Linked DNA regions of Homo sapiens: regions 1 and 2 are each linked to region 3. A link is a loop called in an ENCODE intact Hi-C map of the cell type or tissue named here. Cell type or tissue: IMR-90. All regions are shown on one strand. Links, peaks and the distances in the headings refer to the core of each region. The heading gives the core; the rest is flanking DNA.

Region 1 (8,274 bases), core at 2,675-5,174, 350 kb before region 3:
CTGCTAATTTCAAACACCCTCATCCTCACATACAGGCCACATAAGGGCCAGTTTCTAAGAAAAGAGCTAAGGATCTTTGAGCCAGGTAACAAGTTTTTTTAAAAGTGTGAGGAGAATTTTAATTGGTTTATAATATGAGTGGGAGATGATTTGCATTCATTTATAAAATCAAAAAGGAAGGTGCCTGAGCTGTTAAACTCGGGAATGGATTGTGTGTTTGAGTGGTGCGACCACTGATGTATAAAATGCACAGGAGAACCAATTCACTGAGGTAGGCACCTAGAGGAAAATTACTTACAACTAGATTTTCAGACCTTCTGCATCTGCCGGAGCCTGTGGCCTGGTCACTACAGGCGGGTAAGGAATGTTAAGCAGATTTCTGTGCAGAGAGGTCACTCCAGCATTGCAGTGGTTTGAACCTGGTAGGAGAAAGGGCACTTCTGACACAGCACATTGCCGTTCATTGCAAACCCTAAACACCCCCAGGACCTGATCGGGATGAATAGAAATCATCAGCTCTGGAATTAGGGGGTCCAAACACAAGGCTCTGTGGAATGATTGATGCTAAATTAATTGCTTGTTGAACAAATAAGCACATGAGTCGAAACTGGGAATTATAGCCCAGAGCAGTGCTTCTCAAACCTTAATGTGCCTATGAATTTCTTGGCGATCTTGTTAAAATAGAGTTTTTAGTTCAGTCGGTCTGAGATGAAGCCTAAGCTCCGGCATTTTTAACAAGCTCCCAAGTGATGCTGATGTCGCTGGTCTATAGACTACACTTGGTGTATCAAGAGAAGTTAAGAATTTGAGTTTGGCAAGCAGATAGAACCACATTCAAGTCCTGGCCACTTTCTGGCCGTGGAGCCTTAGGAAAATTACTTCCCTCCTCTGCACTTGATTCATGCAACAAATATGTATTGAATCTCACGTGTGGGCTGTTTAACTGTGCTTAAACAGCTGGAACAAGACAGAAAATGATGCCACTCTCCTAGGTCTTTAATTTGATGGGGAGACAGACAGGAAAAAAAGTTAAAGCAAAAATGTGTCATTACAATTTGTGATAACTGCTAGCAGTAATATTAATGGTGGCTAACATTTATTGAGAACCTACTATGGATGAGGCACTATTTAAGGAAGTTCACATATATCAACTCATTTAATCTTCATAACAACTCTGTTAGGTATGTATGCTCATCTTCTGTTTTCAGATACAAACACTGAGGCACAGGCAGGTGAGGTAACTTGCCGAACCTCACACACCAAAAAGTGGTAGAGACGTGATTTTAAGTCAATCGGTCCAGTTCTGGAATGAACGTTCTTGACTGGGGTCTGCATACTTTCTCTAAAAAGGGCCAGATGGTAAATATTTTAAGCTCTTCAGGCTATTCAGTTTCTGTCGCAAATCCTTAGCTCTGCTGCTGTAGCCCAAAAGCAGCCAAAGACAGTAAATGAGTGAGTGTGACTGTGTTCCAATAAAAGCCCCTTTACCAAATCAGGCACCTGGCCAGATTTGACCCAGTGGCTGTCGTCTGCCAATGCCTGTTCTTGATCATTATCCAAACCAGCGCATCTCACGCTGTAGGGCAGCCCTGTCCAAAATAAACATAATGGGAACCACACATGTGACTATCAGTTTTATAGTAGCCATATTAAAAAAACAGATAAAATTAATTGTAATATTTTATTTAATCCAAAATATCATAAATATTATTTCAGTAGGTAATTAACATGAAATAATTATTAATGAGATATTTTACAGTCTTTTTCACAGTGTCTCCTAAATCTGGTATGTACTTTACACCTGCAATACCTCTCAGTTCAGACAAGCCGTTTTACAGGGGCCTGGTAGTCACATGGGGCTGATGGCTAAGGTCCTGGGCGAGGCAGCTTTAAAGTATTGAGGAATCATTTGGGATGGGGCCTTATGTTCTGCTTTTCTAACAAGCCGCCAGGTGATGTTGGTCTGCAGTCCACACCCGGGACATCAAGATGAAGCCTGCCTCCCTGGGAAGAAAGGAAGAAAGTGCAGGAAGATGGCACAGGAGATGCCAGGCAGTGTAGGGTGCTCCAGGAAGGCTTCGTGAAAAGAGGGAATTAATTACATTGGAAATTGAGACCCAGAGGGTGAGAAGGAGCTAACTCAGGGAACAGTGGGAGGAAAAAGGTCTAAGCAGGATTTTAAAAACATTTTCGATTAAGTGAGTCAAAGCATGCAACCACTTAACATTGAGCTCATGAGGACTCCTAGATTTTTGTGACAATACAAAGGCAGAGAAGATACGCAGCTTTTTGGACCCTCTAGTGTCTCCCTCTCCCCATGCTGGATTAGGTACCCCCTTTCTGTGACTCCCACAGTTGCCCATATTTTCCTCATCACAGCACTTTACAGGCCTTTTGCAGGTGCCTGCTTATTTTCCGGGTCACCCACCGGGGCTGTGAGCTCTGGGCAGGCAGGGCTTGAAGCTTTATCATGGCTCTGCTCGAAGCCTGCTTGTCAGCTAGTGTGCTTTGACTGTGTGAGAATGAAGACAGGGGCCTTACAGAATAAGATTTCCACTCAAGATACAACTGAATTGTGGACCCCTTGAAAACCTTAAGGTGGAAACTCTCAAACAAAAAAATTCAGAGGAGGGAGATGAGCATTGTTTGTTTGAAGTAGGAAAAAGAGGACTTGTGGTACATATGAGCTTTGTGGTCACAGGCAGGTAAGCCACAAGCCGGAAAGCCTACAAATGTGTTCGTTGTGGCAGTCAAAGTAAGTACATGTGAATGAGCTTTGAGAGGGGGCCCTGGCCCTACACTTCCTACATGAGGCTGCTGCTTTTCTCCCTCGATATTCGCTGACCACCACAGGGCTGAATTTGGAGTTGTGGATGCACAAGCTAGTTGCAGTTATATGTAACATCGAGCTCTTCTGGGTGGTCTAAATCTAAAGCCCTGCAAACCCCACACCTCCAAACTCCACTAATGTTCATAGAAGGCTCACAGGGTTCTTTTGCCTTCTCGTTAGGATAATTTTAGACATTTTTTGTGGCATTGCCTCTCCTGAAGAGGCACTATGCACAGTGGTTACGAGAGCTGGCCTTGGCACCAGCCTGCCTGCATTTGCATCCCAGCCCTGTGCCTACCTGGGCCAGTTCCCCGACCTCTCTGTGCTCAGCTTCCTCATGTCTGAAATGGGGATAGTAACACTGCCACCCTGATAAGATGGTCATGAAGATTAATGAATAAATGTAAAGTGTTTAAAACAGTGTTTGCACACAGTCAGTGTTCACTGTTACTGTTCTAAATGGCTTCCACCTGCATTGCTGCATATGTTCCTCCCAGCAATCCTTCAGAAAAGGTGAGGCAAACCGGGGTGATTTCTGCCTAATAGCGTGGGTGATAAAAGTGAGATTCAAGGAGATGAAACAACATGACCCAGAGGGAGTGATAGAGCTCAAGTCCAGGTCTTCTAACTTCAAATTCACTTAACATTCACTTTATACTTGCTTTATGTGGGGCCTGGAATGTAGATTAGTGAATGCAGATCAACGAAGCACAGCAGAGCTCCCCCTCAGTGGTGGAGGTGGGTGTGCTAACATGGAGATACAAGCCAGTGACTGTGGAGGGGGACTGTCCTGGTCAAGGTTGTGCGAGTGCATGTTATGTGTTTGTTTTAGTGTGTCATAAAGTTGCTGGGCTCCTTGGAGGCAGATGTATCCTTTGTGGGCTTTAAAGCTGTGACTCATGGATCCCTGAGGGTGTACAAACCTTCTAGAAATTTCAAGTAAAGTGTATGCATTTATGTGTGTGCACACATTTTTCTAGGGAAAGGAGTCATACATAGCTTTGATCAGATTCTAAAAAGTGCTGACATGCCTAAAAATGATAAGCACTCCCGTTTTAGAGCAACTTAGAGGTAATTTGTGAAATTTTTTTATGACGAGAAGTCTGTGTCTTGAGTGTGAGCTTGTGCACGTTCCCCACAGACATAGAGACACTACTAGTCTGAAGAAGGAAAGTAATTCTTCTTAGGACAACCCTTCCTGCTGTTCTTCCATGTCAGCATTTCCAGTGATTTGCTGGGCCAAGGAGTAGCTGCCCTTTAGTAATTATTTAATTGCTTAGAACTTTATTTCCCCATCTGCAAAGTGGGAGGCGATAGCTTCTACTTCACAACACTCTATGGGGGGTTTCACCCTCAAACATACCCCAAATGTAATAGGCCCTCAATGAACCTGACCTCCCTTCTTTATCTGGTGTCAAGCTTTCCGTTGGATCTATTCCAGGAGATATTCTTGGAGAATTGTCTTTTTTAAAAATTATTATCATATTCCCATGCTTTTCCTCCTGGATAAAGGTTGTATCTTTTCCCCAGAATGATTCTCATTTCCTGTCTTTGGCCTTTATAGAGCAGGTTCATTCTCTCTTGTTCTCCTTCCATCTATTATGACATCTTGGGAAAGCCCACCTGTTCTTCCTTCTGCAATTCGATTCATTGAGTTGTGCTCTGTTATTTGTTGTCTTTTGTAATTGGTAAGTGGTATTTTTGGTCCATTATTGTCTTATGTGAGAAGAGAACAAAATAATCCCGCTACCCTCACCCTAAGAAAATTTAAATTCCATGTTGTTGCCCTCCAAAACTAGAGTGCAGGTATTTCAAGCAGTCATTTTACGTGTTAAATAAAAGAGGCGATGTGCAAATGTGAAAACAGGCACCATCTAAGCTTGACTTTTACCTTAGAAGCATTACAGTGTTCATAGTGCTTCATCCACTTCTGGGATTTGTTGTATTGATTCTTTCAGCCTCCTGGGCAGAAGCAGAGTGGCACAGGCATGGGTGAGGTCAAGGGTTGAGCATGGGAGTCCGAAAGGCCTGTTGTGGACTCCTTCCCTGCCACTTGACAGCTGTGCAGACCTGGACACATCACATAGCTTTTCTGAGCCTTGGCATCTGTGAAACGGGGAGTAGTGGTAACCAGAGTATATGTATTAGAGGGCTAGGGCTGCCGTAATCAAGTACCACAACCTGGGTGGGTGGCTTAAACAATGGAAATTTGTCGTTTTACAGTTCTGGCAACTACAAGCCCGAGGTGAAGGTGTCAGCAGAGCTGTTCCTCCTGAGGGCTCTAAGGGAGAATCTGTTCAGTGTGTCCACTTCACTGCTGGGAGTTTGCTGATGATCTTTGGCATTCCATGGCTTAGAGATCCGTCACCCCAATCTTTGCCTTCATCTTCACTTAATCTCTTTGCGTGCATGGCAGCTGCTGGGTCCAAATTTTCCCTTTGTATAAGGACACCAGTCATATTAGATTAAGGCTGACCCTAATGCCCTTCTTTTAACCTGATTACCTCTACAAAGACCCTATTTCCAAACCAAGTTACATTCTGAGACATTGTGGATTAGGGCTTCAACATATATTTCAGGAGGATGCAATTCAACCTATAGTAATAACTAATTACCACATAGGGTTGTTAGGACGATTCGATGAGATAGTCCACAAAAAAGAGCTTTTTGCAGTGCCTGGCACATGGTAAGCCCTAGGTGAATTGAGCCTTATTAGTGTGGGAACTTATCATGCCCTCGTTCAACCAGAAGCTGACCTTTCTCCCTTACAAGTCTGGGCATTTTTCTGTGTTTTGTTTAGTTTTGTTTTGCTTTTCCTTGTCTCTCATTTTTCATCAACCCAAATTGAAATGGAAAAGGCAATGCATAGAGCAGTTGAAACATGGACAATTCTGTCATTTGACCATCAGAATTCCTTCTACTGTCATTTCTCCTCAGTTTGAATTTATATTAGTAAAAACAGATTTGTGTGTGTAAAAATACACAGAAACATACTATAACAGTTCAATCCGTGTAAATCATTTGAGAAGCTGTCCTAAATAGCAGAATGGGTTTATCTGAGGGGAAATTTTGAAACCAAAGTAATTATCAGATGGCCATTTTTTTCAAAAAAAAAAAAAAAATCAAAACTAGTCCAGTATTGAGAAAACACGTTATTGGAATCAAATAAGCTGGCAGCAAAGTCTGCCGTTCCGTGTGTACTGCTATGGTATCCGAAACATAATTATCAAGTTTAAGTTAATTAGACTAATGCTCAGAAAATCTGGCCTGGCAGCTTGCGGTAAGTAATTATATATACTGATTAAAAATGTAATACGTGGTGAGCAGAGGCAAAGGCAACTCCATTCGACACAGCCTGTGCACATACATAATTAAGAAGCCATGTAGAAGAGTGCACACAATGAGAAGGAACTTTGTAGAGACTAGCAGGCGTCCAGCCAAGCCTTCTACAGGGTGGGATGCAGGTTCCCACCTTACCCAATGGAGGGTGAGCAGGTGTCACTGTGGGGCCAGCACAGAGAGGGCACGTGACCATGGGTTCTCACTGCTTGGCAGATCACCCAAAACACACTCCGAGCCACAGCCTGGTGCTCCAGCCTGTCGTTTCTGTTTCCTCTCAAGTTTCCGCCTCAAAAGATGATTAGCTGTGAGACAGCCAGAGGTCAGCTTCCTTGTTGATCTTCTATCCTCCGAAATTATGAAATTGACATTAATTATGGGTCACAAATCAGGGTAGGATGCCAACCTCTGTGTGCAGGCACAGACATACCTTTTATTTGCCCTTCTGCTGGCAGAGTGGTTTTCTTTCCAGCTTTCCTTAAAAGAGGGAAGGATATTGTTATGTGGGATCCAGGGGCAAAGACTTGAGGTACTCAAGGTTAGGCTGTCTACCCTGATTCTTTGTAAGTAAGTTTATTATGCTGTAAGAGTTTGATTCAGTAAATATAGTTACATTTTAAGATTGGCGAAGGCCACAGAGAAATCTTATTTTGTTCTGGATCTCTTTTACAATGTGTATCTGTTCCTGCCTCACTAGTATATCATATGGTTTACATAACATAATTAAACTCTTATTTGAGGACTGAGGATGGGTACAACTATGTCATCCTTCTGAATATCTACTGTGATAAGTTTATCTGGGCAAGAAGTATTTAGTGAGCCTCTCCTATGTGCCTAGCTTTGGTTTTATAAGGTCATGGTTAAGGTATTAGATTGAACCATATGACATTGATGTCTGGGAAGTCAAAGAAAAGATTGGCTATTGTGAAAAGACATGATTTTGCCCCCAGGAAACCTATAGAGTGGAAGATAAATTAGAAGGCATGTACAATAAGTGTCCTGAAATGGAACCATCTTGGAGGGCCACCTAAGTCCAGTGCTGGTGGATCAGGGGAAGAAATGCCATCCATGCAGGGAGAACAGTATGTGCAAAGGGCTGGTAGTGAGATACAAGGCAGTTGTTTAAAGAATAACTCCTACTCACATGAGATGGAAACAGGACAAAGGGTTGAGAGATGCAGGTAAAATGGTAAAGGCCTGCTACTGTGCCAAGAAAACCATGTCCAGGACCAGTAAGTCAGGACCAGAGCATTTGATGTCAAAGGATTAGGAGATGGAGTCGAAATTGCACTGGACCATTACCTAGAATTTCTGCTTTTTAAATAAGAGAACCCACGATATAAGCTCTGTCAGTTGTGATGTTCCAATTCAGAGACTAGATGCAGGCCACCCCTGTTATATTTAGTTGAGGGACCTTTTTAGTAGAGCAACACTGAGGCTTTTAGTCCAACATGGCAGAAGACTCAAGCAATTCACTGAATCTCCCTGGGCCTTTGTTCCCTTCTCTATAAAATGGGGATAATAATATTGTGCCTCTACCTACCCTAGAGTTCATCAAATAACATTCTGTATGCAAAAGAGCTTTAAGTTAAGTTAGAGCCTCAATTTAGTCTGTATTGCTTAGCAAATGCTATGTATTGTTATATGAGGAGGGGGAATAGACAGAAAGGGAGTGGGACCCTGGAGTCCCAACTGCCTACTAGCTATGAGATCACATCTCTAAGCCTTAACTTCTTCATCTAAAAATGGAAATGACAGCACCATGGATGGGGTAGGTACTCTTATGAAGAGTAAATGAGATCATGTTTGTACTTGGCACTGAGCACATTGCCAGGCAGACAGCAAGCACTCAATAGAGCTCCATTAAAAATAACAATAACAACAACATAATTATTCCATCCTTAATGTTGGGCTCCAGTCCTTTGATGTTTCCACTTTCCGGGAGCAAAAATTTCCCCAACATTGGACCGAGGGCATCTCTCCTTCAGCCAGGAACACCACTCCATTTTTCTTTTTGAGACCAAGTCTCACTCTGTTGCCCAGGCTAGAGTGCAATGATACAATCTCGGCTCACTGCAACATTCACCTCCCGGGTTCAAGCAATT
Region 2 (8,274 bases), core at 2,675-5,174, 180 kb after region 3:
CAATGCACACACACACACCCCCATCAAACATCTGCCATCCACCCTCATTTCAGCATGAGTGTATAAGCCACACCATGCACATCCACTGCTACAACTTTCCCTGGGATTCCAGATAACCCCCTCTGACCGCTCCACAATAGCTCATGAGCTGCAGCGCTTCTCACTCCCACTTCTACAGGCTAATGCCAGGGCTTTTTCAAGGCAAGTGGCCATATTTGTGGTAGTATTGTTATATGTTTCTTAACCATTTTACATGTGTAGAAATATGTTGTCATCTTTTTCAGGTTATCCATTTTTTTATGTGTCACTGGCCAAGTTCTTGAGTGCTGTGCCCAGTGCCATTTCCCCCATAGGCCTTGTGTTTTTTATTACACAATCGTGTATAGTGTGGTGATTTTCAGAAACGCATGTGCATCCTTAGAGCAGAACCGACTGCACTCACCGTAAGGGTAAAAGTGGCCATAGACAATAGGTAAATGAATGAGCAGGCTATGTTCCAATAAAACTTCATTTACCAAAACAGACAGCAGATCAGACTGAACCCATGACCTTACATTGTTGACCTTACTTTCTTTGTGTTATCTCTCTACCCTGCACATGATTCAGTTGCTGCACTCAGCACCAGATAGTGATTTATTTATTTAAATGTCCCTCTCCCCAACCAGGCCATGAGCTCCATGTGAGCTGAGATTCTTTTATTCATCCCTCTCCCCAGCATCCAGCATTGTGCCTGGAACACAATGGGCTCTCAGTGAAGTTTGCTGAGTAATTTAATGAGGAAGTGCCCTCCTCACCCAGCAGATATGCCAACCCCACAAAACAAGAATTGTCCTCTTGCATTTCCCATTCCAGCATTACACTTTAACATTCAGATTCAGATGTAAGTAATATTTAATGAACCCTGTCTACTCAGCACATTGGAGTAACAACATGATTTTCTGTAATTTCATGTTATCCATCAAGAGAAACCCAAAAGATATATATTATTATTTTCATTTCATGGGTGAGGGAATTAAATCTCTGAGTCTTTAAATAATTGCCCTAAGTCACACAGCTAGCTACAGTGTACTTCAGAAATGTTCTGTGTAATAGTCCATTATCACGCTGTGATAAAGACATACCTGAGACTGGGTAATTTATAAAGTAAAAGAGGTTTATTGGATTCACAGTTCCACGTGGCTGGGGAGGCCTCACAATTATGGTGGAAGGTGAAAGGCACATCTTACATGGCAGCAGGCAAGAGAGAATGAGAAGCAAGCAAAAGGGATTTCCCCTTATAAAACCATTAGATCTCATGAGACTTATTCACTACCACAAAAACAGTGTGGGTGCAACCGCCTCCATGATTCAATTATCTCCCACTGGGTCCCTCCCACGACAGGTGAGAATTACAGGATCCACAATTCCAGATGAGATTTGGGTGGGAACACAGACAAACCATATCATCACTATGGGTCCTGGAGGGAGAACATATAACCCTGTCTGAGGGTACCCTCTCCTTGACTTCCTTTCCTCTCTCTCCACAGCAAATGTGTCATGGTGCTGACTTTCTATAAGATAGGTTTGCCTAACAAAAAGGAATGCCAAAGGAGGAAATTTTCCTACAGAAATAGTTTCTTAAAATCTCTTCCTTCAAAGCTGTTGAGGATATTATAGTAACCTAAACAAGGAAGCTTTTGAAACAAAATAGATGAGGTTCCTGTTACCTACAAAAAATAAAGGTTAATATTGTCTAAAATAATCATTAATTTTCAGAAGGCTCTAGAAGTTCTTTGGTTCTTATGCAATGGCTTGGTTTTATAGGATCACACTGGTTTTTACTCAGCCTTAAGCATTCCTACATTTTGTATACTGTTTACAGAATGCGAAAGGGTTTCAGTTTCACCTGATTTTCTTCAACACACAATAGCAAGAAAGTATTTATTTGGCTCATTCTTTATTTATGTAAGAAATTTAAGGGACTATGAACAGCATCTTGCCTGAAGTGGCAAAATTACCATCTGGAGTCTGCAAATGTGAGTCAAAGGAATCTCCGAGAAAAGCAGAATGCTTAAAACCCACCTGGCCCCATTACTGCTACAGAACCTTGTTCAAAGGCCCATGATCCAGCCAGCTCCTAAAGGTATGAAGTCTTGGCAAGACGGCCCAAGGCATTTCCTTGTAGGCCACCCTGGCCCTGCCTGGTTCTTAGCAGAGCATATCACCAATAGCCCGAGGGAGGAGAAGGTTTTCTGCTCCTTGGTATGCTTCCACCGTGGCTGAATGCCTGCAGTGCAGTGTGTACACAATCCACCTTATGAGACAGATGGAAATTGAGTTATAGCAAATAAATCATATGGCACTGCTTTTAGTGATGTCTTTCTATAGGGACTCTTCCTGTTGACTAAGTGTGGCCTTGTAGCTCCTTGATTAGCCACACAGATGTTTGGTTGATATTTGACTCCTGTGAGACATTTCTTACTTAAAGACTTGTGGTTTCTCAACATACAGAGTTCTGCCCCTTAGTGTGAGGAGTTTTGTGAGTGGGTTATTATAATTACATTCATGCTGCAGATACACACCCATGCCAACACACACATAAACACACAGTTATGAACCAAATCACCCACACCCCCAAAGTTGCCATACCTCACCCTATCCAAATATTTCATGGAAATGTTGGAGCTTGTGAAAGCAGATGATGAATTGCACTTTGTAGTTCAAGTATCTCTTTTACTATTCTCTGAATAGATATCCTACCAAAAAGCCAAAAGATGCCTACTGAAGAGGTAACCATTTTTGGAATCAGAGAGATAAGGGTTGGAATTCCAGCTTTACTAATTAGTGGCCGTGTATCCGTGGGCAAATTAGATCCTCTAAGTCTCAAATCCAAATCTATAAGGTTAGAATATTAATGCTGCCTACCTCATGAAGTTTTTGTGAGGAAAGTCCCTAGTAGCACAGTTCATTGAGTATTGTGTGTGTGTGTGTGTGTGTGTGCATGCATGCATGAGTGCACACACACGCATATCTTGTTTTATGGGGTGGGGTGGAGTATTAATAAATACTATTTCCCTTCCCAGGTGACTTGCAGTTTTAAGGGCTGGCCACATTCTGGGTAGTTTCTGGTCAGAATATACAGAGCTCAGGAAACTGCATTGTTGGGTAACCAGATCTATTTAATGAGAACAAAGATAACACAGTCAGGTTTATCTAAGTAGTGAATAGTATTTGAATCATGTTACACCAAATTTAGAAAAACCAAGAAAAAGAGACTAACATTGAGCACCCATAGTGTGCCAGAGACTTAAATTGCTTTATTTAGTCCTCAAACCAAATGAGGAGACTGAGGCTCAAAGAGATGAAGTATTTTAGCTCAGAATACCCAGCTTGTGCTGCCAACTCCAACACCGGCAAGTGGGTCTGAAAGACTGGGCTTAGTTTTGCCTGGGTGCCTCTCACCTCCTCAAAGCCAATTATTTAAAATGTGGGCAGTTACACAATAATGACGCACATGAATAGAGACAAACAACATAGGACTAGAATCCCGGGAAGGCCTGTCTGAGGCAGCAGAGACAAGGAATAACAAATCAAGCATCAGCACTGGTGAAAAAATACACACAGACTTGATGAAGAGGCACTACTAGAGTCCGAAGAAGTCAATTCATGACTGAACATTGCTGATGTGCGTACAACAGACAATTCCATCACTTTTCTGAGATGCGAGCATGAGAAGTAGCCACACAGTTGGAGACCTGGAGACGTGCCAATTCCTTTGCAGATGAGGCAGAAAAGATAAATGGAACAGTCAAAACTTTGTGCTTCAAAACTTTAAACAAAGAGCGGAGATTCACTGATTGGGGTCAATTCTTAGGATGAACCAAAAAAGAGTCAACCTTGATTAACATCCTTTTGCATCATCAAAAGGAGATAGGTCAAGATAAGGTAATTGTAAGGTAAACTGCTGACCACACACAGCTGTTAAAGGAGTCATGCGCCAGCCAAAAGTGGGCAGATTTATTTCCTCAGGGGGCCTAGAAGCTCTGCCATCCCATAATTCTTCATAAAAAGCTAAATTCCTCTGCAATGACTTTTAAACTCCCATGATTTTTTTTCTAACGACATGACAGGACAGCAAAACAAAGACATAATTCTTTTCTATCTTATGAGCTAAACTGCTCCTTCTCTTGATTAGTGGCTAATTGCATATTATTTCCTCTCTGCCGAGGGAAACTGCAATGGAGAACCCCTAAGCTGCATGGTAGAATCACCCAGGGAGCTTTTAAAAAAATGATTCCTGGCCCTGCCCCAGACCTAAGGACTCAGAATATCTGAGAGAGATGAGTCCAGGAATTTGTATTTTTAAAAATCTCCCCAGGTAATTCAAATATGCAGGAGGGTACAGAACACTGGATAATGCCAAGCACCTCGACTTCGTGATAAGAAACAGGTCTGTGGCTGGGATTCAAATTCTGGCTTCACCACTGATTAACTCTATGACAACAGACAAAACACTGCCCTTTCTAAGAACTTCCTCTCCAATGTCCAATAAAATAAAGATATTCCGGCTGCAAGGTCAAATGACAGAGCATACTGAAGACTTTTATAAAAATAGTTAAGTATTACCATAATGTCAATCATATGTAATAGTTAAATTGAGTATGTTTTACAGATAAAGATAACCTACCTTTCCTAGGAAACTGTACAGCAGCTTTTATTCCGGTAATTTTTTTTTATTTTATTCTGAGACTTTGAGTAAGGCCATCTTAGGCTAGCTGACTTGGATGAATAAATAAAAATAATTGGGATCTCTTTAAACTTTTAGTGGCAAGCAAATTAAAAAGTGTATTTCTCTAGATGACGAAAAGGATAGTCCCTGAAGCTAATGAAGCTCTGATTTATGCTCAGGTTCATGCTACTAAGGAGCTTATCCTCCTACAGAGAAAAACATTTCCCCTCAGGACACAGCAAGTTCCTATGCTAGTAACTGAGGCACGCAGTTCTTGTTGCATGCTAAAAGTGAGAACACTTAGTTATTCCTAAACAGTCACTTATTGGTCACTAGGTAGGAAATGAAAACAGATGTTTTCTCTAAATTGCCTCTGATCAATTGATTTGAGAGGTGCTAAAGATTAAGTCATAGGCAGGAGCTTCCATAAAATTAGCAAAATAAAATAAGCTATATTCCTATATTATCAACCAAAATCTCCTAAGGGAAAAAAGTTTGCAGTTTCAGCCCAGGATGCACGTCCTATTAGGCGAAGTATTGAAATGCAGTACTCAACAAAACTGGATGGTGGTTTGGAAAAGGAAAGGAAACCAGAGGCGCAACATTTGGGTAGCTATGGGAAGTTTATAAAGCAAGGAATCCAAAGGCCCAGAGACAATGCCACAAGTTTGTACGTGCCAGCAGAGCTCCAGGCCTGCCAGCTTTCCAGTTGCAGTGTTAGTCCACAGAATGAAAGAGAGAGTGCATCAGAAAGGGATGTGCGTTCAAGTGGTCATCTTTGTTATAAAAATTTTGCACACCATCAAAAGGGGCATTAGAGAATTAAATGAATTATTGTGCATCTCTAAAATAGAATATCGAGAAGTCATTATGCAAAATGTTATAGAATAATATTTTTGATATGGGAAATTGTTGACAATTTATTAGGTTTTAAAAAGCAAGCTATGTTTATATGATGCCATTTTATTAAAAGTGAATTGGATATATAATATAAAGAATACTAGAGTCATTCATTTATTTATTCATAACCACAAATTCTTACTGGGTCCATTTCATAATTCTGGACGTGGGACATAACAGTAGAAAAATAAGTTCCCTGCTTCACGGAGCTTAGATTCTAGAGACAGGCTATAGAAAATAAACAAATGAGCATGTAAACATGAAGTATGTTACACAGTGATACGTGCCATGGAGAAAAACAGAGCAGGACAGGGAGAAGCACTCCAGGAACTCCCAGCACAGAAGGCAAGACTCACTGCTAACAGAACAGAAGAAAGTAAGGTGGGGAGCCATACTGATGATTAGAGAAAAGCTTTGGCAGAGAGAACAGCAAACAGTAAAGGCTTTGGTGGGCAGGAGAGTGCTTGGTATATTCAAGAGAGAGCAAAGGGGCCAGAGTGGCCAGAACAGAGTAAATGAGGGAAAGTGGCAGTGAGGTCAAAGTGAGGTAGCAAATGGCCAGATCACACCAGTTCATGGAAATCATTATTTAATCACAGGGCTTTCTTGGAAGGCTGTGGGCAGTTTGTTGAACAAATGTGGATGTGACCTGTTTTAAGATTGAGTCACTCTGGCTACTATGTTGGGAATATGCTGGAAAGGGGTAAGGACTTGTCTTCGTCCTTTCAAGCAGCTATAACAAAATATCATAGACTGGTGGCTTATAAACAACATAATTCATTTCTCATTGTCTAGAGGCTGGGAAGTCCAAGATCAAGACACCAGCAGATTTGGTGTCTGGTGAGGGCCTGGATCCTTATAGACGGCCATTTTCTCACTGACCTCACAAGGCAGAAGGAGTGAGGGATCTCTCTGGGGTCTCTTTTATAGGGAAACTAATCCCATTCATGGGACTTCATCACCATGACCTAATTAACTGGCAAAGGCCCCGCCTCCTAATACCATCACCTTGGGAGTGAAGGTTTCAATACGGGAATTTTTGGGGAATGTAAACGTTGAGACAATAGCAGGGATGGAAGCAAAAGAGCAGTTAGGAGGTTACTGCAATCATCTCAGTCAACAGTGGGATGCCTTGGACCTGGATGGTAGTAGAACATGGGATGAGAAGGGTCAGATTCTGGGCGTATTTTGCAGGTGGAGCTGATGTGGTTTGGTGAAGAATGTGGAATGTGAGGGAGAGGAGTCCAGGGTGACCCCAAGGTGTGGGTGTCCTAATAAGGCTCCTAAAAAGGCAAGTAGGAAGAGCACTGAAAACTGTCATTGGATGTGAGGACCCAGATGGCATGGTGGAGAAGAAGCCCTGACTGAAGAGGACTGAAGGGAGGATGGGGGCAGAGGGACAGCAGAGAGTGAGTGTAGACGGCTCTTCTGGGGATTTTCACCAGGAAGAGGTAGGAAATGGAGTGGTGTGAGATGTGGGCTCTAGCAACTGAAACAAAACCTTAACAGGGATTGGTTTCAGCTGGTGGGAGTTTGAGTAAATATCTCCCTTCCCCAGGCCCCCCACCCTTTTGTGGAAAATACTAAATCCTGAAAAATATGATTTCTTGACTTAAAGGGGCTATCTGTACAATATACCAAAGATAGGGGGTTAGGAAATTAGAACAGAAGTAAAAACAGAAAAAGAGGAGAAAAAGGAGGGGAAACCATAACCCTCCTATGAAGCATATCATGCTAACATGTACGTACATTAAAAATCCACACTGTAAAATAACACTGATATTGTTTGGCTGTGTCCGCACCCAAATCTCATCTTCACTTGTAGTTCCCATAACCCCACATGTTGTGGGAGGGACCAGGTGGAGATAATTGAATTACTGGGGCAGTTTTCCCCATCCTGTTCTTGTGATAGTGAGTTCTCATGAGATCTGATGGTTTTAAAAGGGGCTTTTCCCCATTTTGCTCAGCACTTCTCCTTGCTGCCTCCATGTGAAGAAGGACATGTTTGCTTCCCCTTCTGCCATGATTGTAAGTTTCCTGAGGCCTCTCCAGCCCTGTGGAACTGTGAGTCAGTTAAACCTCTTTTCTTTATAAATTACCCAGTTTCAGGCATGTCTTTATTAGCATTGTGAGAACAGACTAATACAAATACTATAGCTATGGGTGCCAAAGCTTAAAAGAATAAACTAGAAGGATTTGCATCAAATCCACAACCATGGCTACTTTTGGATTGTGGGAAAAGAGTTTTGGCCTGGGCATGGAGAAATAAGAAATGATTTTATTTTCATTTTTTGCTCAAAAATCAAAGATCTGAAGCAAATATAAAAACTAAATGTAAAAATAATCAGGCCTGCATAGTGACTAAAATTTTTTAAATATTATTTACCATGTTTTAAAAAATCTCTCTGAACTTGCACCAAAAAATCAAACATATTCTTCCCACACCACATCCTCATCCCATCCCATCTCTTTATAATCTTTTCTTGGTTTCCAATAGAATATACTTATAATAAAATCATATGATGGCATCAAAGTAATTCATTAAATTAAAATCAACAAAATCAACTTTTTAGCATTATTCTCTCACTCATCCATTCGTTCACTAAATATTAATCATGTTCTCACTTATATGCAAACAAGGTCTTTCAGCTGTAGCTATATTGTAA
Region 3 (8,274 bases), core at 3,449-5,948:
CTTCCCCAAGCGCGCTTCTGGGTTGCTGGTTGACTCCATTCCCACCCCCTTCCACCCCCAAGACTCCCCACCCTTTCAGCCAAAAATGTCATGTTCTGGTTTCCAGATGATCTCTGCTTTAAATTGAATAATTTTCTATAACACTATCTCCCTGTGCCAAATTCCTGCTGGTGTCTCAAAAAGGGCATATATGTAAGAAGTAATGAGCATTCCTTTAGGTCAATAGCCTCTGTCATTCTTTTCTAAATTTATTTTTTATTTTTATTATATATATACACGTACACCTATAATTGTTTTTTTAAGATAGAGCCTCGCTCAGTCATCCAGGCTAGAGGGCAGTGGTGTAATCTCAGCTCACTGCAACTTCTGCCTCACCGGTTCAAGCAATTCTCATGTCTCAGCCTCCTGAGTAGCTGGGATTACAGGCATGCACCATGTCTAGCTAATTTTTGTATTTTTAGTAGAAACGGGGTTTTGCCATGTTGGCCAGGCTGGTCTCAAACTCCTGACCTCAGGTGATCTGCCCGACTCAGCCTCCCAAAGTGTTGGGATTACAGGCATGAGCCACTGCCCCCGGCCCCTGCCTTCATCATTCTAACAACAGTTTTCAAAGCAACGATGTTTATCTTTTTATTTATAGTAAATTTGAAGGATGTATTTGGGATGATCTAACCTAAAATATATACTTTGTGGGCTCTGTAGCATCCCCAAAATTTACTGCAGGCATTCCTGGAACTCTTCAAAGAGATGAGGGGAGGGGACTTATACTTTGGTCCAAAGCTGTCCAATAGAATGCTCTGTGATAATGGAAGTGTTCCATATTTGTACTGAGCAATAGAGTACCCACTAGCCATTTGTACCTATGGGCCATGTAGTGGCTGGTATGACTGAGGAAGCAGAATTTTAATATAATTAAATTTTACAGCCACATATGGCTGGTGGCTACCACCATGGACAGCACAGATCTGAGGATGCCGATTGATGACAGAGTTGTTTCACGATCACAGCTGTGCTCCTGGGAGTGAAGCAGCAGTGAGGACACTTAATCATCTTCCTCTGCAACATCTAGAAACCAGCCAGTAGTTATTAATGATAAAATACATTATCATTGTATGTAATGATATATAACATGTGTAATGATAAAATAACAATACACTGTACATGAAGCTTTCATACCAGCTCACTTTAGTCTTCACAAAAGTCCTCTTAGGTCCTATCACAAATTTAGAGACCGAACAGTCATATTGCTCGACCGAAGACACAGAGATCTTTGGCTCAAGGTCCTGTGGCTCAATGTTCTGCTATGCACTGCTTGGTTGTTTTCTAATTTACAAAGATTCTATAAGCAAGATTGTTCCAGTTAAAGATCAGACAGCTGCCACCTAATCAGAAAGCAGGAAAAGTGTAGCTCAGCTTAGCTGCAAGGGCTCTGCTAGTGGGTAAGAGAAGAGAGGGTGAGAAGGGAGGGCAGATGAGATGTACAGAGCCTGGAGGACATGACGAGATGCAGACCACCACCACTGACTATGCTGGGCGCTGGCCACGGGGCTTTGGATTCATCCCATTGTGTGAAGGCAGTATTATTTTCCCGTTTTCCAAATGAGAAAAAGGAGTGCTCTGAGAGTTGACACTAAGCCTGCTAAGATTTGTTCAACTTATACAACGGACAAGATTCTAGCCCATGTGCTTCCAGCACTCCAGACAGCCCCTACCCAAGTGAATGGCCAAAGCCAGATCAAACCTAGAGCAGAAACAAAAAAGCAGGAGAGTTGAGGTCTTTGTCAGGATGACCAGAGAAAGGCTAGTGCTGTCTATAATGCTCCTAAAATTCTCTAACACACCCTCTTCTTGCAAGCTGAGGCCAGAGTTTCAGGACTCACATAAGTTAGTTTTTATTCATGTTCTGGGACAAGTGGTGCCAGGATGCTGGATGCATGGGAGAGAGACCAGCACAGCCTCCATGTGACTGATGGTTCAGAACTGCTCTACTGGAAACGATATCGCAGAGAAAGATGAGTCTGGTGTTTAAGATCTGGGATCATAGAGTCCCCAGACCAGAAGGATGACAATCTAGCCCGTGCACACCTCCTACCCCCAAGGGACTGTATCTAGACTAGAGGCCATTAACCTGTCCCCCCTGAGATTGCTGTCAGGGCCAAGGCTTTAGGAACAAAGAAGGGAAAGAAAAAAAGGTGGACAAAGAATACAGGGAAGACCCGATGAGGAAGGGAGAAATAGGTGGCAACTGCCCCCACAGGAGCTCCCGTGGGCCCAGGAGGCCCTGACAACACCCAACACTGGTACTCACAGTAGGAACTCACAGGTAGCATCCTACTGAGGCCTCCAGACCTTGTGCCCAACTCCTACAACACTCCCACCTCCACCTCTGGCTCTAGCTACACTGGCTAAGTTCTTTGTATCCCGTCAGCCTCAGCTTAAATTCTGCCTCTTCTAAGAAACCTTCCCTGATCCCCATTTCAATTTCTGTGCACTTGTTCTTTCCTCCCTTGGCTACTTCCTCCCTACCTACTTATCTGTCTTTTTCCTCCTGTAGGCTCCAGGAGGACAGGGGACCTGAACCAAGTGAGCCTCCTGTGTCTACCACATAGTAATGATGTTAATGATAACACCAACAAGAATTGACATTCCTTGAGTAATTACTATGTGTCACACATGGTTCTAAGCACTTTACATGTATTAGTTAATTTCACTTTTATAAGAAGCCCATGACTTAGGTGGTATTGTTATCTTCATTCTGCAGAGGAGAAATATGAAGCACAGAAAGGTAAGCAAACTTGCTTAAGGCACACAGCTAGTAGGTGGAAGAGCTACAATTTGAACCCAGGCAGTTTGATTTCAAACTCTTAACCATGAATCACTTTGCTAAATTTCTCAATATGCTACGAGTGCCCACATGTGTGTCAGCCTATTCATTTCCTTACTGGTTTTGTGGTTTTATTGTGTAAATCATCCATCGTACTTAAACCATGATAGAATGTCTCCGCGAGACCAGACAAAAATATTTGTAGCTCTGTCCACCAATACTCCAAATGTCATTGAAGAAATAGCAAGGAATGTAATGTGTTATTTGCACAGGCTGTGATATGTTAATTAATAAGCATTTCAAATATTTCATATGCGATGTGCACATTCCCCTTTAGTGAACCATAAATTTAGATATAGGATTGGAGAAATTTCTCGAATGCATTTGGGGACAATTTGTGGTCAGTAAAGGCAGGGTTCTGGGTGAGACACAAGCAGGAACTGTGAGAATGACTACAGGCAAAAGACGCCGTCTCCCTGCAATAAGGGCAATGTGGCAACCTGAGCTCCTTAAACTCTGGTGTTGTTTGGTTCGCTGAATGAAAGTAAGTAAACATTTTAGTCAATCCTGATTCTGAAATAGGCAGGAAACTCATCATACATGCCATCTCTGCAGCAAAGCCCACTCAAGCTGGCTTAAGTAAACAGAGGGTGATGTGAGAATACACTGAGAACCTCATGAAACCCAGCAGCAGAGGCTCTGTTGGGTTCCGGATTGCAGAACCTGGTTCATTCTAGGAACTACCTATCTGGAGTCCACGCAACTTTTTGTTGTTGTTTATGTTTGGCACATATATGTTCAGGGAAAATGAGTGTGTCTTGGATAGGCTGGGTACCAGCCCTGGTGAGTCGGGGCATGAGGGACAGGAGGCAAACAATATGTCCATGTCCTAATCCCTGGACCTGTGAATACATTAGGCTACATGGCACAGGGAATCAGCTTGGAGATGGAATTGAAGTTAATTGGTTGGCTTTATTATCCTGGATTATGCGTATGGGCCCGACGTAATCACAAGAGTCCTTAAAAATGGAAGAGAAAGGAGTGTCGGTCCAAGGGAGATGTGACTGCGGAAGAAAGGCATGCAGAGATCCAACATTGCTGTCTTCAAAGATGGAGAAAGGGGCTGTAAGCCCAGGAAAAGGCAGGCAGCTGCTAGAAGCCAGAAAAGGTAAGAAATGGCCTCCAGAAAGGAAGGTAGCCCTGCCAACACCTTGATTTTAGCACAGTGAGACTCACTCACATCAGACTCCAAGACTATAAGATAATAAATGTCTGCAGTTTTAAGCCACGAAGTCTCAGATAATGTGTTTCAGCAGCCATGGGAAACCAACACAGGGGATGGGGAGGCAAAGAGACATGGGGGTGGTCCCGTCTGGGGATGGTTTTAACCCTCATTGCTCACTCCTTCCTGTGTGAGTATGACTGGAGACACCCAGGTGCGTGCGTCTTTCAAGCAACCTTCTCGGCCACTTGAGGGCTTTTCTCACAACTTAACTGCAAAATACAAAGGTAAGAGTGCTGCATTTCATGACACAGGTTGAGCCCTCTAAATGACAGAGACAAAACCAAAACAACAAAGCCTCTGCTTCTGATTTAAGTAGCTGAAGTTCTTCAGGCCCAAAGTGCCCAGAAAAACAGCTTTTCTTCTTTTTCACCTTGCCTAATGGTCAGATGTTGAAAAACCCTAATGGTGATGGCTAATGTCAGAATCCCTTTTCTCTCTTCTGTCTTCATCCTGGGATCAGTGAGATTGGATGTGGGTAAGCAAAGGCTTACAGACATGGGAGGACGGAGCTCAGGGATGACCCTCACCAGCCCGGCCAAGTGCTTGGACAAAACGTCCAGATGATTTTCTTTAATCGGTGCAGTTTAAACATGAAAACAGACTGAATGGAGGAGAGAGTTTGCTGCTCTCTGACCTTGGCTGTGTGTTTTTCTTCATCTCCTGTCAAGTTCAGCACCAAGAACAAACAATCACCGATGAGCTGGAACATGAGAATGCAAAGGCTAGGCAGCAATGAGGTAACTCCGACGTGAGGCTGAATCGAATCCTAGAAAATGCAGCTTCTCTGTAACTGCCCAGGGGAAGATGGACTTGTGTCCAGAGAGTTTTAAAGTTATATGGAAGGACTGAGCTGTGGGAGCTGTGTATTCTCTGTGTGAGCTATGTGATCCTGGGCAGGTTATTTAACCCCAGGAGCCTGGTCCATCGTTCATGGCGGGTGGTAAAAGCTGCCCTACAGAATGGTGGTAAGGAGCTCTGGGAGGGCTTCTCTGCCACAAAGCCCACTCCAGCTGGCTCAAGTAAAGACAGAGTGGTGTGAGGATACACTGACAACCTCATAAAACCCAAGAGCAGAGGCTCTGATGAGTTCTGGATTGCAGAACCTGGTTCATTCTAGGAAATACCTACATGGAATCCACAAAGATTTTTGTTGTTTTGTTTTAAACTTAATCTCTTAATAGATTTTTTAAAACTGAGATATAATTTACATACAATAAAGTATCTAAATCATGAAATTCACAAGTTCAGTGAATTTTTATATATGAATACAAAACGTAACGACCACCCCACACCAAGATATTAATAGATATATAGATCAGGAGTCAGCAAACTCAGGCCTACAGGCTAAATCTGGTCTGCTACTGGTTTTGTGGTTTCATCAGAACACCACCACGCCTATTGTTTATGTCTTGTCTATGACTGTGTGAGTAGTTGCCCCAGAGACCTGGCAGTTTCCAAGCCTAAAATCATCAGCAGCTAGCCCTTTAAGAAACAGTAACCCTCTCCCTGATAGACAGCCTGCCCAGCACTGCCTTCTCTACCCAGCTGGTACCCTCCCAGATAACTCTTTTCACCTATGTTATTGTAGGTTAATTTTGCTTGTTTTCAAGCTTTGTATAAATGGAATGTTATAGTTCTTATTCCTTATTCTCTCCACGACGTGTCTGTGAGACGCAGCCACATTGCGTGGCACTCTCTCAAGTACCCCCTTCATGCAACTCAGTTACAGGCCAGGCATTTTCTCCTCTCTGTCCAGCATGCTGGCTTGCTCCCCTCATTCACTCTCAGGCACCTCCTGACACTGTCCCTTACAGCCTCGGGGATGCCCTTGGGCCCTCTCTCTACAGTAGCGGTTCTTGATTCTTTCTCTCTCTTAATCATCTATTGCTGAACCATGAATGCCCCTGGAAATCCCATCAGAACGAGGGACCCACTTCTCAGATAAATGCATAGGTAGTGAAATGCTTATCTAAAGATCAAGCTTTGTTGTTGATTTAACATTTTTTTCTCCCTGCGTTGGTGAGTGAAGCTTCAGAAATCCACCTTGAATTCACAAAGCTTTGACTCACGTAAAAAAAGAAAGCGGGGGAGAGAGAAAACCCTGTTACCACTTTGGGTTTTACTCAAAAGGGTATGTGAAGCACAGGTATTCCTGCGATGGGGACAAGGAGAAGGAAGATAGCATGCTTTGCATTTTGAGATCCTGTCCCCTGGAAGATAAAAGGACGGGACTCCAGGTCCACATTACACCAGACACCAGGACGAGCACCGACCCAGCCCCTGTGGTGCCCTGGAGCACTGAGATCTTGTGCCAGCTCTAAGACACTATTTCAGTTCTCCGTCCAGGAACCACACAGGCCTCATTCCATCAGGACAGCGATGACATCTGCTGTTGACTGAGGAGACCAGGCTTTGACCTAGACGCAGCATGGCACCAGGGAGCGTCAGTAGCGGTGGATTGATCGGTTTCCAGTTTTCTTGGCTTGAGTATGGGAACTGGAGGGAGCCCCTTAGCACCGCGGAACCTCAGAGTTCTTGGATTACTCATGGGTAAGGGGGTCCTGAAAGGGTGATAGTGAAACTTGTGCTAAGGAGTGGAGCAAGTAATCAGTGAATAAGCTGTGTGACCCGACTTGCACCTCAAATTTGTGAATCTGCTCATACCATTTATACATACAAACCCCAAATCTCACAAAGATTTGAAATGGGTTTGTGGACCCCAGGCTAAAAATCTCAGTTTAATAATCTATCCTTTCTGCTTCAGCTGTCACTGAAAATTAGCGGGGCCTTTTTGCACTTAGGTAAAATCCCCAAGAGAAAGTAATTGGCCAAGCTAATATTTTAATTAGGTCACCAAAATCCCAGCCTGGCTGGTCTGTGGGTCAGCTGTTAGTAGGTCAAGCTTGCAACCCTAGAAGCAGGCACGTGTGGGCCGGGCACGGTGGCTCACGCCTGTAATCCCAGCACTTTGGGAGGCCGAGACGGGCGGATCATGAGGTCAGGAGATCGAGACCATCCTGGTTAACGCGGTGAAACCCCGTCTCTACTAAAAATACAAAAAATTAGCCTGTCTTGGTGGCGGGACCTGTAGTCCCAGCTACTCGGGAGGCTGAGGCGAGAGAATGGTGTGAACCCAGGAGGTGGAGCTTGCAGTGAGCCGAGATTGCACCACTGCACTCCAGTCTGGGCAACAGAGCGAGACTCGGTCACAAAAAAAACAAAAAAAAAGAAGCAGGCACGTGTGACCTCAAAGGTGGTCCCTGGGCAGTGGGGCTGGGGCAGTTTCCTTTAGATGGAGGTGTGAGCAGGACAGGCACTGTGACTCTCCAAGGAGTTTTAGAGATGATTGAGGAAGCTACAGGCAACTCTCTGTATCAGTAGGCTTCTCATCCATGAATTCAACCAACCACAGACGGAAAATATTCAGAAAAATAATCCCACAAAACTCCAAAAGCAAAACTTGATTTTGCTGCACACCAGGTACTCCACTGAATCCATGAGAATGAAATAATATGTAGGGTTGTATTTGGGATTAGAAGTAGTCCAGAGATGATTTAAAGTATATGGAAGGATGTGCATAGGTTACATGCACCTACTACATCGTTTTATGTCAGGAACTTGAGCATCTGCTGATTCTGGTATCTGAGGAAGGTCCTGGAACCAATCCCCCACAGATACTGATAGATGACTGTACTTAGTAAATGCAATGATGAAACCAAGTTCATAGTCAATAAATGGGAGCTACTATGATAATGGTGAAGAAGAATTATGACTCATGACGTGAGTCAACCCCAAGAGAATCACTTCTGGGGGACTTTTCTCATGCTCTTTCTTTCGGTGATGCTGATTGCATTGGTGTCAAATATACACAGGTGGACAAGCTTATGGAGCATGGACATTCGATGAGGACACCCATTTAAAGAAATCAGAGGAGGGAAATGAAAAGTGCCCCCTCAAGTCATTAAAATACAGATACGTTTGAGGCTTCCTGAAAAATGAATCTAATACATACTTTAAGAAGGATTAAATAAAGATATTGCACAGCAAACTGAATAGGAGTATTGTCTGAATGATTATAAAAGTTGTTCTTTTCATCTCATAAATTTATGTAATTAAACTAATGTCACAGTTTGCTCTTGCATGGTGGCAACATGACAGAAGTGCA

What was found. Peaks named below come from ENCODE experiments on the same cell type or tissue, not always from the same donor. Only the 100,000 strongest peaks of a DNase experiment are listed, where the experiment ranks them.
Region 1: it touches region 3 in a loop (2.3-fold over the local background); 3 of 110 quality-filtered maps call a loop at or near these places.
Region 2: a loop joins it to region 3, with 1.9 times the contacts of the local background. A loop is called at or near these places in 2 of 110 quality-filtered maps.

The regions. Positions count from the first base shown.
Region 1 is chr3:59,767,410-59,775,683 of GRCh38, reverse strand. All of the region lies in intron 8 of FHIT (fragile histidine triad diadenosine triphosphatase), which reads left to right. The region is part of intron 6 of CFAP20DC-DT (CFAP20DC divergent transcript); the gene reads right to left. Among named protein-coding and RNA genes, the nearest start is that of CFAP20DC-DT, 680 kb to the right of the region's middle. In IMR-90, for the core only: no CTCF peak of the experiment used is centred there; a DNase peak (open chromatin) is centred at 3,733; H3K27ac peaks cover 725 bases.
Region 2 is chr3:59,241,658-59,249,931 of GRCh38, reverse strand. The region is part of intron 4 of CFAP20DC-DT (CFAP20DC divergent transcript); the gene reads right to left. Among named protein-coding and RNA genes, the nearest start is that of CFAP20DC-DT, 160 kb to the right of the region's middle. In IMR-90, for the core only: no CTCF peak of the experiment used is centred there; a DNase peak (open chromatin) is centred at 3,761; H3K27ac peaks cover 833 bases.
Region 3 is chr3:59,422,098-59,430,371 of GRCh38, reverse strand. The region is part of intron 5 of CFAP20DC-DT (CFAP20DC divergent transcript); the gene reads right to left. Among named protein-coding and RNA genes, the nearest start is that of CFAP20DC-DT, 340 kb to the right of the region's middle. RefSeq lists a silencer at 5,469-5,588. In IMR-90, for the core only: no CTCF peak of the experiment used is centred there; DNase peaks (open chromatin) are centred at 4,811 and 5,511; H3K27ac peaks cover 1,269 bases.